Regions from separate parts of the Homo sapiens genome. Here region 2 is linked to region 1. A link is a loop called in an ENCODE intact Hi-C map of the cell type or tissue named here. Cell type or tissue: Calu3. All regions are shown on one strand. Each heading gives the region's core, and the rest is flanking DNA. Links, peaks and the distances in the headings are about the cores only. Region 1 has its middle 64 kb from the start of MANSC4. Region 2 has its middle 18 kb from the start of CCDC91.

What was found. Hi-C counts contacts between places; a loop is a spot of excess contacts. Peaks named below come from ENCODE experiments on the same cell type or tissue, not always from the same donor. Only the 100,000 strongest peaks of a DNase experiment are listed, where the experiment ranks them.
Region 2: it touches region 1 in a loop (2.2-fold over the local background); 4 of 110 quality-filtered maps call a loop at or near these places.

What each region holds. Positions count from the first base shown.
Region 1 is chr12:27,839,782-27,848,128 of GRCh38, forward strand. No RefSeq gene overlaps it. Among named protein-coding and RNA genes, the nearest start is that of MANSC4, 64 kb to the left of the region's middle. In Calu3, for the core only: no CTCF peak of the experiment used is centred there; DNase peaks (open chromatin) are centred at 4,190 and 4,760.
Region 2 is chr12:28,167,958-28,176,304 of GRCh38, forward strand. No RefSeq gene overlaps it. Among named protein-coding and RNA genes, the nearest start is that of CCDC91, 18 kb to the right of the region's middle. In Calu3, for the core only: a CTCF peak has its summit at 4,697 (motif pointing left); a DNase peak (open chromatin) is centred at 4,674.

The sequences.
Region 1 (8,347 bases), core at 36-8,035:
ATTCTCGTGCCTCAGCCTCCTGAGTAGCTGGGACTACAGGCACATAGCACCATGCCCAGCTAATGTTTGTATTTTTAGTAAAGAAAGGGTTTCTTCATGCTGTCCAGGCTGGTCTTGAACTCCCGAGCTCTAACAATGCATTCACCTCAGCCTCCCAAAGTGCTAGGATTACAGGCGTGAGCCACCGCACCCGGCCTCAAGTGTGTTTTCTAAGTCCTTCTCTTTGCAGATCAAATGGTAATCTTTGCAGCCAAGCACCCATCTAAAATAACATCAATATTTCAGTCTCAAGAGGCAAGCCAGTCTTAAAAGTTTGTGAACTGTCAGCACAATTAAACCAAGACTCTGGCATGGCACAAAGACATTTCCCAGAAACTTTAGGCCCCAAAGAAGACTTATGTCAAACATCAGATAGAATAGTTTCAGATTTCTCAAGAAAAGGAAAATTACAGTAATATTTATAAGAGGAATCAGTACAAATCCAATGTTTTCCTAAAGTCATCAGTTCTCAGACTTCAGCATGAGAGGGCTTTTGAATAAATAATGTGGAGTTAGTGTGAATATTTGGTGTTTGGAAAATTTATTAGCCAAATTAACCTCAGAAACATTGCCCTCTTCTGGAAGGCCTTTTACATAGCTTTTCTGCAGAGGTATAATAATGCAATATGAATTTAATGAGGAACATATCTGTACCAGATCTTTTTCTAAACCCTGCCAATCAAATGTACATGTTTAGTCCTTTCTAACAATACAAATGGAAATGTCACCTTTGAAATGCTGCCAAAGTTAGGGCCTGAGAATTACAATACATGCAGACTATTTTAGCTGTTTTCAAAATACTTGGCATTTAGCAAATTATGTGAAACAGTATTTATCTTCGTTAGCTTAAGCAATCTACAGTATCATCCTCATTTTGCAGAAGAGGAAGCTGAACAAGCTAGAGAATATGAGAGACAAGTATTGAAACTAAAGAAAGATTAAATGAGGCAGGCACTAAAATGACTTCAGTTTGTGGATCTGAAAGTGGGCCCCTAAGCCCTGCTTCTAAGAAGCCAGAAATTGCTTAGGATAACGTGGCCTGAAAGTGGTAAACCAAATTCAGCAAAGAAGAAAAGTGGCTTGGTGGCTGGCGAGATAATACAGTTGGCAAATTGTAAGTCTTACTGAATTACAACCAAGATAGGAAGTGATGATTTTTCTTGTTAGATTTTTAAAAGACAATGACACTGAAAGGGGGTTCAGTCAGTCTTGTCAGCTGAGTGTCCTAGAAGGAGGGGGATAATCATCTTGGGCTACAACCAGCTGAAACAAGGTACCTTGCCCTGCTGAGGTATGAGAGGTCTAAGCAAGGAATGTGTCCCATTCTGATGATAGCGTCAACAATTCCACGATGATGGATAAAGTCTGACAACTTCTGGATTAAAACAAATTCTTGAATTCTCACCCCAATACACTATCATGCTTTTTTGTTTAATATGCTGCAAATTCAGTTCAGTGAACATTTTCTGAGCACCTCCAATTTTTAAAAAATGAACCCTAGTGTTACTATCAATGCTTCTAGAATATTTATAATAATAAATTTCTTGTGAAACATAGCAGGCAGGTCATTAATCCCTTTTAAAGTACAATTTAATGCAAGGCTTCATGACAGGAAGTGAGCATGATAATAAAAACCTTTACTGCTTAAAACCACACTTAATATTTTTACGACCCAGTCGGCCTGACAAAATATTCTTTGTGAGTCATCACTTCAAAGTGAGGGCCTGGGGACTACTGAAGACATAACAGCAGGCCTCATGCCCATTGTAGACAGCCCCTCGAACTTGAACTGCTCAGGCAAGAACTTTCAAGTAAGAAGAAACACACCAGAAGGTCACTACAGAGTGTCCTTGTGTATCCCATGGTCTAGGAAGCCATGTGACCAGGTGCATTTATTTTCAATCTCTCAATCATATTTTTGACAGCTTAGCTTTTGTATGGTTTTACCTTTACTCATAACTGACCACATTCTACTGACTAAAGAGATCATGAAGCCTTACGTGGTCCTATATAGTTTGTGTAGAGCTTAAATAATTATGTCAAGTTCATTACAATAAACGTTTAACCTGGAGCCATTTGACAACTGTGGGTTGAGGGGAGAAACAGTTTGCAATGAAACACTCATTAGTTGCCTTAGTTTTTGGGAAATGGTCAAGACAGCCTTAGCATGTCTTTTAAACCAAAATAAGAGCAAATAAAGGAATATAGGAACCTCTTTGACTTGTGTATAGGACTTTCTAACATTATTACTACTACAATAATACATATTTTTGATGATCTCTTTTCTTATAAAGTTCCAGGGGTTAGAAATCCCACCGCTGGCATTGATACCCTTAAAAATGTTTCAAATTCTTCACAGTCAGAAATATTTTCTATCTGTCTCTTATCTAAATCATACAATTTGTTACTTGAAAGCCGTTTCCTCTTCTATTTATTTTATTTTATTTTGAGGCAGTTTCTTACTCTGTCACCCAGGCTGGAGTGCAGTGGTGTGATCTCGGCTCACTGCAACCTCCACCTCTCAGGTTCAAGTGATTTTCCTGCCTCAGCCTCCTGAGTAGCTGGGACTACAGGCATGCACCACCACGCCTGGCTAATTTTTGTATTTTTAGTAGAGATGGGGTTTCTTTATGTTGGCCAGACTGGTCTGGGACTTATGACCTCAGGTGATCTGCCCGTCTCGGCTTCCCAAAGTGCTGGGATTACAGGTGTGAGCCACTGTGCCTGGCTTCCTCTTCTCTTTGGATTCAAAGACAATGGATTCACTCATCATCTAAAAATTATTGATTGAAACATGTTTCATGTACCAGACACTACTCTAGACACAGATGATTGAGCAGTGAACAAATAGGATCCCTAGACTGGTGGTGTTTACATTCTGGCAAATGTTGTCTTACATGGTGGAAACCTTTTTACATGTGAACACGACCAGCCAAGCTCTTCTGTTGCCCATCTGGAACCTTCCATGTTTCTCAAAGGAAGCCACTTATTAAAGCTAAGTGGTTCTTATCTGGCTTTCGTCTCCTCTCTCCACAAATTTTCAATCTCTTTTCCCCACTATCTGCTGTTCCCAATACACTGCCTCTTGTTTTTCATTCTTCAACTATCCTAAAAAAAAAAAAAATTAGAAAGTAAACACACACACACACACACACACACACACACACACACACAAATCCCACATAAACAGATGCTTGCAATTATTCTCTTCAGGAATAAGAGCAATTTTGAAATCAGGAGCTAGACCTATTTCCATTCCTACCTGGGTTCATTTATTCATTCATTTAGCAAGCATTTAAAATTATGTATTTGTAGAAATGTCTAAACTGTAGAAAAGTTTAAGGAGAAAATAACGCACCCTCATATTCCCACCATCCAGAATTAACCACAGTTAACATCTTGGCATAATTGCTTCCAGTCTTGTGAGCACTTCATGTGGAGTTGTAAGAATAACCGTAGGTGAAGCATGGTGGCTCACGCCTGTAATTCCAGCACTTCGGGAGGCCGAGGCGGGTGGATTGCTTGAGACCAGCCTGGGCAACATGGTGAAACCCCGTCTCCACAAAAAAAAAAATACAAAAATTAATTGGGCATAGTGGTGCGTGCTTGTAGGCCCAGTTACTTGGGAGGCTGAGATGAGAGGATCGCGTGAGCCGGGGGAGTGGAGACTGCTGTGAGCTGTGATCACACCACTGCACTCCAGCCTGGGTGACAGACTGACACCCTGCCTCAAAAAACAAAAACAAAAAACCCCAACAACCCTAAACCTAATAATAAATGCTACCCCTGTTCATCAGCACTTAACTCCATAACAGTACCCATTAGGTGCTTCATTATACTCAATTACTAGGAAGAAGAGGGAATGGTTTTCATGGAATTTCCTCAAAACCTTGTTTCTTGAGATGCAGCTGAATCACATGTGGCAGCCCTTGTTGCAGAAGCTTCGCATCCCAACTCCCACTTCAGGGTCCTCGCCACACCACCACAAAGCTTGTCTGTGTACACACGAGCATAACCCGGCAATGGCTCTTCTGTTATCTACAAAATATTTGGGTGTGGGTTTGGCGGTTGGACGCTACTGAACTCAGGCTCTTGTGAACTCAGACTTAACCGCAAATGATTAAAAACACACACATACTCTTCTCTCTCTCTGTAACATACACACACATACACACCCCATTGGCTAAAATAATTAAAAAATGTTTAAGATAAATCATTTTTGACAGTGATTGCTCCTGGGGGAGGGGTAGCAAGTTACACTGGGAACTGCCCCAATTTCTTCCCAACTCATGTATCCACGGGCTGGGAGGAATTTCCCAGCAAGCCTCTCCCACCCATTTGATCCTCTGGCAGTCTTGTTTCAGGGATTAAGTCTGTCTGAGTTCAGTTCTGATAAGTGACACAGAGGGAGAGGGTTTCAGTGCTTCTCATGCCTTTTGCAGGGAAAGGGATTTTTTATTTTTTCTGTCCCTGATGAGGTTGTGGTGGGGTGTTAAGGAGGGCAGATTAGCTCCAGGTGCAGCCTGTTTCATTCCTTGCCTTGCCTTCTCCCCTCAGCCCTGAACCAAGTATAGGATCAGACATGTTTGGCTTGCCTTTCCCCCTGCCCAAGAGGGAAACCATGCTCGCAGAGCTGATGGGGCTGACGGCAGCGACAGCCCTGATCCGGAGCCCTGATCCGAATCCCTTGTTTGACTACAGTCCAAGTGTTTCAAACAGCAGGTCTTTCATAGCTGGGAAAACCCCAAGCTAGACCTGCTGGACACACCGCACAACCACATACAGCTCAGCTCATGTCAACAGAACTGATAACCAAATTGGGCTTCTTGGCTTCCTGTCCCGGGCAGCCTTGCCAGCCCGCTACCCTCCAAGTCCCAATTAACAGGCGGCTACGCTATAACCATAAGGGGGGAGTGGAGGGTTTGTTTACCACATAGTTAACAGGCAAACACAACTTAATCACAAGGAAAACAGCTTTTATGAGAATCATCTTGAAGTCCTTCTACAGCCCTAATAAACCATCCAGGAAGCCAAAACCCAGAGTTCTCTTCGATTTCGTCCCTTAGGAGAAAGGCCAGTGGGGACAGGTGGAGAGACATATGGTCTTGCTTTTTGACCACTTACAGCTGCCAGATGAAGTGAACGTCTCTTCCCAGTCTGAAGGCTTCTCCAGGTGATCGCTCTATGTGATCCTTCTGTGATGGGCTGCAGGTGACCTTGAACCGCAAGGTGGGGAGGGAATGTGTCTTTTCAGCAGAACCCACTGAGCACCAGGCACTTTGCACATAGGCTCTCAATCCTTATTCCATAATTGTACGGAAGACCTTTGTCTTCTTTCTACAGAGGGGAAAACCAAAGCTTGGCCAGATCGAGTAACTTTAGAAAATTACACAGTTTAAGGGCAAAACTGGGATTTGAACCCAGGTCAGATGGACTCCAAAGTCCATTTCTTTCTACTCCACATCTACCATCAAAGGATCTGGATTCCAGCTTTGGGTCTAACAGTGATTGGTCATGGGATACTAGGCAAATCTTTTAACAGCTTAGCACTAATTTCATTATCAGTAAAATGTGGTTGTGGGAGAATGAGATTTGTTAATGTAGACTTGTAAAGCCTTATGTCAAGCCCAGTGGTATTACTTGCGCTAAAGAAAGAAGCACTCCAGGGCTGGACAGTGGCCTCTCAGAGTCCCAATTTATTACTGCAAGCCTTGTTGGTTGAAAATTAAGAGACTTGATATTTTATTTGAAATTCTGATTTTTTTTCTTTTTTTAAAAAAATGTTAAGTTCAGGGGTACATGTGCAGGATGCGCAGGTTTTGTACGTAGGTAAATGTGTGCCACGGCGCTTTGCTACACCTATCAACTCATCACAGGTATTAAGCCCAGCATGCATTAGCTATTTTCCCTGATGCTCTCCCTCCCCCGGCCCCTTCCTGCCATGCCCCAGTGTGTGTTATTCCCCTCCTGTGTCCATGTGTTCTCATCGTTCAGCTCCCACTTATAAGTGAGAACATGTAGTGTTTGGTTTTCTGTTCCTGAGTTAGTTTGCTGAGGATAATGGCTTCCAGCTCCATCCATGTCCCCGCAAAAGACATGATCTCATTCCTTTTTATTGCTGCATAGTATTCCATGGTGTATATGGACCACATTTTCTTTATCCAGTCTATCATTGATGGGCATTTGGGTTGATTCCATGTCTTTGCTATTGTGAATAGTGTCATAATGAACATAGGCATGCATGTATCTTTATAATAGTATGATTTATATTCCTTTGGGTACATATCCAGTAATAGAATTGCTGGGTCAGATGGCATTTCTGGTTCTAGATCTTTGAGGAATCGCCACACTGTCTTCCACAACAGTTGAACTAATTTACATTCCCAATAACAGTGTGAAAGTGTTCCTATCTCTCCGCAGCCTCACCAGCAACTGTCGTTTCTTGATTTTTTAATACTTGCCATTCTGACTGGTGTGAGGTGGTATCTCATTGTGGTTTTGATTTGCATTTCTCTGATGATCAGTGATATTGAGCTTTTTTAAATATGTTTTTTGGCTGCATGTATGTCTTCTTTTGAGAAGTGTCTGTTCATGTCCTTTGCCCACTTTTTAATGTTTTTTTCTTTCCTGTACATTTGTTTAAGTGTTTTGTAGACTGGATATCAGACTTTTGTCAGATGGATAGATTGCAAAATTTTTCTCCCATTCTGTAGGTTGTTTGTTTGCTCTGATGATAGTTTCCTTTGCTGCGCAGAAGCTCTTTAGTTTAATTAGATCCCATTTGTCAATTTTTGCTTTTGTTGCAATTGCTTTTGGTGTTTTTGCTATGAAATTTTTGCCTGTGCCTATGTCCTGACAGTATTGCCTAGATTTTCTTCCAGGGTTTTTATAGCTTTGGGTTTTACATTTAAGTCTTGAATTCATCTTGAGTTAATTTTTGTATTAGGTGTAAGGAAGGGGTCCAGTTTCAATTTTCTGCATATGGCTAGCCAATTCTCCTAGCACCATTTATTAAATAGGGAATCCTTTCCCCATTGCTTGTTTTTGTCAGGTTTGTCAAAGATCAGATGGTTGTAGGTGTGCAGTCTTATTTCTGAGTTCTCTATTCTGTTCCACATCTGGTCTATGTGTCTGTTTTGTACAAGTACCATGCTGTTTTGGTTACTGGCACCTTGTAGTATAGTTTGAAGTCAGGCAGTGTGATGCCTCCAGCTTTTTTCTTTTTCCTTAGGATTGTCTTGGCTATTAGGGCTCTTTTTTGGTTCCATATGAATTTTTAAATCGTTTCTTTTAATTCTGTGAAGTATGTCAGTGGTAGTTTAATGGGAATAGCACTGACTCTATAAATTACTTTGTGCAGTATGGCCATTTTCCCAATATTCATTCTTCCTATCCTTGAGCATGGAATGTTTTTCCATTTGTTTGTGTCTTCTCTGATTTCCTTGAGCAGTGGTTTGCAGTTCTCCTTGAAGAGGTCCTTCACTTCCCTTGTTAGCTGTATTTCTATGTATTTTATTCTCTTTGTAGCAATTGTGAATGGGAGTTCATTCATGATTTGGCTCTCTGCTTGTCTATTGTTGGTGTATAGGAATGCTTGTGATATTTGCACATTGATTTTGTATCCTGAGACTTTGCTGAAGTTGCTTATCAGCTTAAGAAGCTTCTGGGCTGAGATGATGGGTTTTCTGGATGTAGGATCATGTCATCTGCAAACAAAGATAATTTGACCTCCTCTCTTCCTATTTGAATATCCTTTATTTCTTTCTCTTGCTGATTGCCCTGGCCAGCACTTCCAATACTATGTTGAAGAGGAGTGGTGAGAGAGGGCGTCCTTGTCTTGTACCGCTTTTCAAGGGGAATGCTTCCACCTTTGCCCATTCAGTATGATGTTGGCTGTGAGTTTGTCATAAATGGCTCTTAATATTTTGAGGTATGTTACTTCAACACCTAGTTTATTGAGAGTTTTTAAATGAAGCAATATTGAATTTTATCGAAGGCCTCTTCTGTGTCGATTGAGATAATCATGTGGTTTTGTCTTTAGTTCTGTTTATGTGATGAATCACATTTATTGATTTGTGTATGTTGAACAAACCTTGCATCCTGGGATGAAGCCAGCTTGATAGTGGTAGATAAACTTTTTGATGTGCTGCTGGATTCGGTTTGCCAGTATTTTATTGAGGATTTTTGCATTGAGATCAGGGAGAGTGGCCTGAAGTTTTCTTTTTTGTTGTATCTTTGCCAGGTTTTGGTATCAGGATGATGTTGGCCCCATAAAATGAATTAAGGAAGAGTGCCTCCTTTTTAATTG
Region 2 (8,347 bases), core at 120-8,119, 330 kb after region 1:
GTTGCAAAAACTGGATATCCACATGCAAAAGAATGAAGTTGGAAACTTACCCTATGTTATGGTTTGGATGTGATTTGTCCCCACCAGAACTCATTTTGAAATTTAATCCCCAACATAGCAGTGGTGGGAAGTGAGGCCTAGTGGGAGATGTTTGGGTCATGGGGACTAATCCCTCATGAATGGATTAATGCCTTCCTGAGGGAGTGAGTGAGTCCTCCTGCTCATGGGAATGAATTGGTTCCTGAGAGAGCAGGTTGTTAAACACGGTCTGGCTTCCTTGGTTTCTCTCTCTTGCTAACTCTCTTGCTATGTGATATCTTTGCCCCACTTCTCTTCAGCCTGAGGCCCTCACCAGATGCAGCTGCCCAATCTTGAACTTGCTAGCATACCAGAATTATGAGTTAAATAATCCTCTTTTCTGTGTAAATTACGTTGCCTTACATTGTAAGGTATTCTGTTATAGCAACACTAAGTGGACTAAGACACCTTATATCTTATATAAAATTAACTCAAAATGGGTCAAAGACCTAATGTAAAAGCTAAACCTATAAAACTCTTAGCAGAAACAGAGACGCTTCATGATATTGGAGGTGGCAATGCTTTCTTGGATATGATACCAAAACACATGCAAAAAAAGAAAAAAACGATAAATTTGGACTACATCAAAGTTTAAAACTTTGTGTATCAAAGGACACATTCAACAGAGTGAAAAGACAACCCATGGAATGGGAGAAAAATATTTGTGAATCATATATCTGATAAGGGGTTAGTATCTAGTATATGTAAAGAACTACAACTTAACAACAAAAAAAACCAACTCAATTTAAAAATGAGCCAGGGTCCTGAATAGATAGATATTTCTCCAAAGAAGATATACAAATGACCAATAAGACCATAAAAAGATGTTCAATGTCACTAATCATTAGGTTAATGCAAATCAAAACTACATGGAGATACCACTTCACACTCATTAGGATGGCTACTATCAAAAAAACAGAGTAAGTGTTGGTGAGGATGCCGATAAAATGAGCACTGTTGGTGGAAAGATAAAATGGTGCAGTCACTATGGAAAATAGTATAGTGATTCATCAAAAAAATTAAAAAACAATAACTGGCCAGGCGCAGTGGCTCACGCCTGTAATCCCAGCACTTTGGGAGGCCGAGGTGGGCAGATCACGAGGTCAGGAGATCGAGACCATCCTGGCTAACACGGTGAAACCCCGTCTCCACTAAAAAATACAAAAAATTAGCCGGGCGTGGTGGCGGGCGCCTGTAGTCCCAGCTACTTGGGAAGCTGAGGCAGGAGAATGGCGTGAATCTGGGAGGTGGAGCTTGCAGTGAGCCGAGAACGCACCACTGCACTCCAGCCTGGGCGACAGAGCAAGACTCCGACTCAAAAAAAAAAAAAAAGAATAACCACATGATCTAACAATTCTACTTCTGGGTATATACGCCAAAGAATTAAAAGCACGGTCTTGAAGAGATCCTTGCACACCCATGTACATAGCAGCATTATCCACAAGAGCCAAAAGGTGGAAACAACCCAAGTGTCACTGATGGATGGAGGAATGGATAAACAAAATGTGGTGTATGCATACAACAGAATGTTATTCAGCCTTAAAAAAGGAAGAAAATCTGACACTTACTAAAATGTGGATGAACCTTGAGGACATTCTGCTAGGTGAAATAAGCCAGTCAGAAAGAGACAAATACTATATAATTTCACTTACATGAAGAATGTAGAGTAGTCATATTGATAAAGACAGACAGTGGAATGATGGCTGCTAGGGGCTGGTGGGATGGGGGGAAAGGAGAGTTATTGAATGGGTACGAGTTTCAGTTTTGCAAGGTAAAGGGAGTTCTGGAGACATGGTGGTGATGGTTGCACAACAATGTGAATGTACATAATGCCACTGAAGTGTACACTTAAAAATGGTTAAGAAAATAAATTTTGTTAGATATACTTTATCACAATTAAATGAAAAAATAAACACATGCTTTCATACAAAAATACATGCAGATATATTAGATAGATATTTAAGGAAATAAAAACTAGAGATTTTTAATTCTCTTATGCTTTTCAATTTTCAGATAATAATTATAATCTAATTTCCCTAGTACTCCCTTGACTTCCCTTTAGGATACCAGCCAATGTTTTGAATTTTCCTACTGTCAGAAGTCTTGGCCCAAGATAAACTTTTCACTCCCTCCTTGTTTTCTAAAGGGTTCAGGCATTCAGACAAACTCCTAAAGTAGACACTGTCCTTCGCCTCAGATGGCTTAAATTCTGTAGGGGTATATTAACAAGAGAGGAGGCAATCACAGTACAATGTGGTGGTCTCATCTTCTAAAAGTTCACCTGATGTCCTGAGGGTGCTGAAATCATGAATGCGTTAGCACAAGTAGGTGACCAAGCAAAGTGACTCTGATAAATTGCATAAAGCCTTTCAATTAGAATTTGTCCAGACACACATTAAAATATAAAGCACAATAGCGCATCAATACTAGAGGCTATTTTTGTTCTAAATAATTATATAGGTATGAGGGCAGGGTGGAGAGAACAGGATTAATATGTAGAGGACTCCTCTGTCGTTTACACAGAAAAAAAATTCAAGCTATAGGGTCTATAACTGTGGACAAGAGATATCTGTTTAGTAGGTGTTTCAGGGGCCAAGAAAGATATGATTATAAAACTCATGTGGCAAAAATATGCTACTAGATTTTGTTTTTTGGTGACCAAGAAATAAGTCTATGCTACTTATAATGTCATATACTTAATTTGAGTAGACAAATTAACAGATGAACTCAAGACAACTCCAAAACTTTCTATACAATTGATTGAAAAAATTGCCACAAAAGCAGATGCTTCAGCTTGGAAAAGTTTCTTTGACAGATTGGTCTCTGGGTTTTGTAATTGTTAACCAAGTTAGGGAAAAATATTACAATATATTTGAGCCTAACGGGGCTCCATCACAGCCATTTTCAGTTAGTACATAAAAGATGTTTTTATCAGGGAGTTACATTTTATTCTTTCTTTCTTCAATAGGATTATTACTGATTCCTTCAAATGTTCTTTTTTTATTAGAAAGAAAAACATATAGAACATGATTACATAAGAGAAAGGTTGCAATTGTCTCTGTGTTAAGCAGAAACTTTCCATTTGCTAAAATTAGGGTACATTTACATTTTTAATAACAGCTAAGTTTAACAAGCCTTATTTTCCTCAGTGGTGGGAGGACACCTTGCAGCTCCTCCCATTTATTGTGACAATGTAATTCAACTCTGTTAAGCTTAAGTGAACAATATAGCCCTCTGATTTTCACTTTTAACAATTGCAAAACATTTTAGTAAACAAAATGTTGCTTCTGTAGACTTTTGAAGGTATCAAGAATAATGAGCCCTCCAAATACATCTGAATTAATTTATAAAAGATGAAAAGATAAGAAACTATTTAGCTTCATAAAGATTTTGACTAGGATTTTTTTATTTAAGATTTTTGGTAAACACACCAATTTCTTTCCCAAATCTCCTTCGCCTGGGTCCTGTATTTCAATGAATGAAGTCATCGTCCTCCTACATCAGCTCAAAACCTCAGACTATGTTTTGACTTCTTTCTCTCTTTACCCCACCCACATCTACTTAGTTTTTACTCATACCAATTCTACTTTTACAGAATCCCTTGCTTGCCTTCTTTATTCAATCTCAAAGCCTACAGGATTAATGAGATACCTTTTTAACAGATCTCCCTACCTTTGGGAGCTTATTTATCAGTCCATCCCACAAAAAAACTGCTATATCAATTTTTTTAGTACAAAATGCTGAAGCTGATCTTTTACTCCTATAACAACTTCCTGTTGTCAGTTCAGTTTTTGGAGTATGGCTGGTATTCAGTACACTCAAAGACATATTCACTCTATGACTCTTTAGCATTATTTCCCACTACTACCTTTCATATACCCTAACCGTCTAGGTCCTTTAATTTTGTGCATCCATGATGTTTTCTTTATTTGGCATGTGCTTTCATTACTCTCAATATGTCCAAATGCTTTCTGCCTCACCTGTGAGACTCAGCTCAAATTTTGAACCCTTTCCAAATGCCTTTATCTTTTCCTTCACTGAATTCTCTTAGTATTTTATATGTAACTCCCACTTTATGTAATTTTGATAGTGTATTAATTTTCATTTACACTTTAATCCCTTGATAGATTTCAAGTTTCTTGTAAGCAGGATTTATAGGTACTTTATCTTGTTATATCCCACATTCTAATTGTTCGATTAATATTCACTGAATAAATCTGTATGCAATACTGGAAACTCTTGAGAATTCAGGTGTGAGATATGTGAAGCAAGGCAATTTATCGACCAGTGGATATTATACATTTTTAAGTCTAAAAGAGACACTTGACCTCAGCAATGCCAAAATCATTGTCATAAAATTGAAACTATTATACAGAATTCACTAAAACCTTATTACATGATCTCTCATGCGGTAATTGGTTAATTTTTCAATGTTAAGAATTCCATGTACAGGGCACAGTACAACAAATCTAATAAACAACTTTCATAACCTATTGTCTTGCCTGTTGTCTGGTTCTGATTATTTGACATTGGTTTTTCCATAGGAGACATCCAATGCAGGAAGCAAAAGAGTTGATTACTGCACACTGCCCTCTGGTGAGCCACATGGGTAATCTAGAGGGGGAAATTCAGAGTTGAGAATGTAATTCACTCTCCATGCCTAGGATGCCAGTTAGTGCCAAAGAATTATGTCACATTTTGTGATGTGATCACTTCTCTCAACTGTATACTCTCCTGAGCCTACTAATTCTTTCCATGCAGGTCATCAAATGGCCATCAGTTGGTAAAATTTTCCTCTTCATTTAGCCAAAAATGGATCCAGAATATTTGTAATGAGTCTTACTAACCCAAGCTTTTCAAAAAATTGTGCTATTACTTCTACCATGACATTTCCCTGCATCTTCATATATCCCCAAAGCATTGTATGAAAACAATGGTAAAACATGTTGTATTAGTCCGTTCTAGCATTGCTATAAGGAACTACATGCAACTCGGTAATTTATGAAGAAAAGAGGTTTAGTTGACTCATGGTTCCACAGGCTATACAGGAAGCATGGCTAGGGAGGCCTCAGGAAACTTACAATCATGGTGGAAGGTGAAGGGGAAGCAGGCACATCTTCACATGGTGCAGCAGGAGAGAGAGAGCAAAGAGGGAAGTGCTACACACTTTTAAACAACCAGATCTCATGAGAACTCACTATCACGAGAACAGCAAGGGGGAATCTGCCCCCAAGATCCAATCACATCCCACCAGGCCCCTCCTCCAACACTGAGTATTACAATTTGACATGAGATTTGGGTGGGGACACAGAGCCAAACCATATCACATATTGTTCTCAGCTTGCAGAGAAGTCAGATTCTTTGTAATTGACATGCTAAATTCTCTACATTCACATAAACGAGTCTTATTTCATATATAAAAACATGGAGCTTTCTCATTCTTGAGGAGAAGTCCAAAAATCAAATAATCAATCTTATAACATTAGAAGTACTCTTTGATTTGGAAGGACCACAGGTATGTCTAGCTTTTGACCATATCAAAACTGCCATATTGCTGGGTGATATTACTCATTTATTACCAGCTGACTGAATACCATTCACAGCTAAATCAATAATGAAAGCTTCAGAACAGGTATGAAACCACTCAAACCTCACATTCTAGGAGGTACACAAATAACCCAGTGTCTAACGTTCATTAGCTTCTGAAATCAACTCTATTTGCTGTTTGTACACAAGTATATTTGTCCATTTTTAATTCTATTCCTAACTTCAGGAATCTGCATTTTGTAAAAGTTATACAAATAATGGATGATCTTCAAATAAGTGTAAATATCCTTACTGAAAAAAAAAACACTTGTAAAAACATAGAATAAATGCTTTCTTGTTTAACGGAGTGCTAAACTTGATAAAAATATGTCCCCATTTATCAAAATTTTGACTCTTCAAAATCCAAGCAACTGATTGATCATCTAGAACCTACTAAAATAGAAATGTAATTTTTCCTTACGTTCTTTATCATGCAGTTGAAAGTTTAAATTATATAAGAACAAAAAAGGGGGTAAGGAGGAAGCTGGAGGGCCAAAGTGAGGGTGGAATTTTTCAAAAAAAGAAAAAAAAAATATAAGAACCACATCCTTTCTTGAATCTCAATCTTTTAATTGTCTGAGGCCATTTATGCGCAAACTCAGTAAACTGGTTTTTACTTATTGTTAATTTATTTTGCTTTCAAATAAGAAAGCCTTCTGTGAGACACTTTCCTGCTGGTTTCTGCTGATTTGTTGCTTAACTGTGGGTACTAGTTTCCTGAATTCAGAGAGGAGTTCAAATAAAATTGCATCTAAGTTCATTTAACTGTAAAACTCTGTTTCTAATGATATCAGACATTAATGAATAATGATTTTAAACCAACAGATATTAACTGTATGTGTACTATATATTTAAACTCAATTTTTGTATTGTATATTATGTAGCTTAAAAGGTACCATAAGGATAAATGGTATATATCAAATTGCAATTTCCCATAGAAATAATTCACTCAGTTTTGTTTTCATTTTGTTTGTTTTTAATCTTCTCTTTTGACTACATTTGAGAGGGAATTTCTGGCTAGCACAGAATCCTTTTTAATTTGTTTCTGTATAATGTGCAGCAGATATACTTAATTAATGAACTGATTAGCAACTTCCTTAATTACTTTCCAGTAGTTTTTTTCATTATTAAATGTTCAGCCTTTGAATGAATATCTACCAATATATGCCATCACAATTTAATCAAATAGAATATATCTGTATTTTGTATTGTACTGAAACCGTCTAAAATAAAGCAAATATTTATATATCAAATAGGGAAATTGACAGCATTGTATGTGATACAACACAATATTATAATGCATTATATGAAGTCCTTAGTTTGCTTTTTCTTATATCTAATTTGTTTTGGTTGGTACCATGCAAAAAATAAAAGGCAACCACTAAGTCATAGAATTTAAATGGCATATTTTAAATGACTTTGACAATTTGTATATAATGTTGACTGACATCTTATCTTCATATAAGGCTTTACAGTTTTTTAATTAATAAACTTTATTTCTTAGAGCAGTTTTAGTTTCACAAACAGCAGAAAGTACAGAGTTCCCATATATTCCCTGTCCCCACACATGCCTTACACCCCTACTACCAGAGTACACGTGTTACAGTTGATAAACCTACATTGACACATCATTACACACAAAGCTCATGGTTTACATGAGGGTTCACTCTTGATGTTGTATATTCAATAGGTTTTGACAAATGTATAATGACATATCCATCACTGTAGTACCTACAGAATAGTTTTACTGTCTGAGAAATTCTCTGTGCTCTGCCTATTCACCCTTTTCTCCTGCCAATCCCTGTCAACCACTGATCTTTTAACTGTCTTTATGGTCTTACCTTTCCCAGAATGTCATATAGTTAGAAGCACAGTATGTAGCTTTTCACAGATTGGCTCCTTTCACTTAGTAATATGCATTTAAGTTTCTTCCTTGTCTTTTCAAGGCTTGATAGCTCATTATCTTTTCATGTTGAATAATATTCCATTGTCTGATATACCATAGTTCATTTATCCACTCACCTTCTGAGGATCTCTTGGTTCTTTTCAAGTGTTGGCAATTATGAGTAAAGCTGCTGCAAATATCCATGTGCAGATTTTTGTGTGGACCTAAGTTTTCAATTCATTGGTTAATTACCAAGGAGCATGATTGCTGGATCATATGGTAAGAGTTTATTTAGCTTTTGTTTATTAAACTTGCATCCTGAAACTTTGTTATAATTGCTTATTAGTTCCAGGAGGGGTTTTTTTGGTTAATTGTTTCAGATTTTCTACATAGTGTTTCTTATGTGAAAGACATTATTTTAGATGTTGTGGATACAAAAATAAACACATAATCCATGTCTTCAAGGATTTCATAATATATAGGGCAAAAGGTGTAAGCAAATTATTACAATGTGGCTTGTGAATGGCTATAATATTAGTATAAATGAAGTGTGATGAGGCCTCAGAGAATAGGCAGCTAATATAATCTGGAAATTTCAGAGAAGACTTTCCAGAGGAGGTTGAGTCTGAGTTGAATCTCCAGGGATGGACAGATGCTATCCAGGAGACCGACAGAAGGAAGATTATGCCTGGAAGAGGAAACAGCATGTTCAAAAACAAAGATGAGAATGCTTCATCCACAGAGAAACTTCCTAGTGGTTTAATGTGATAGACACCGAGATGCACCCCCAGATTCCTC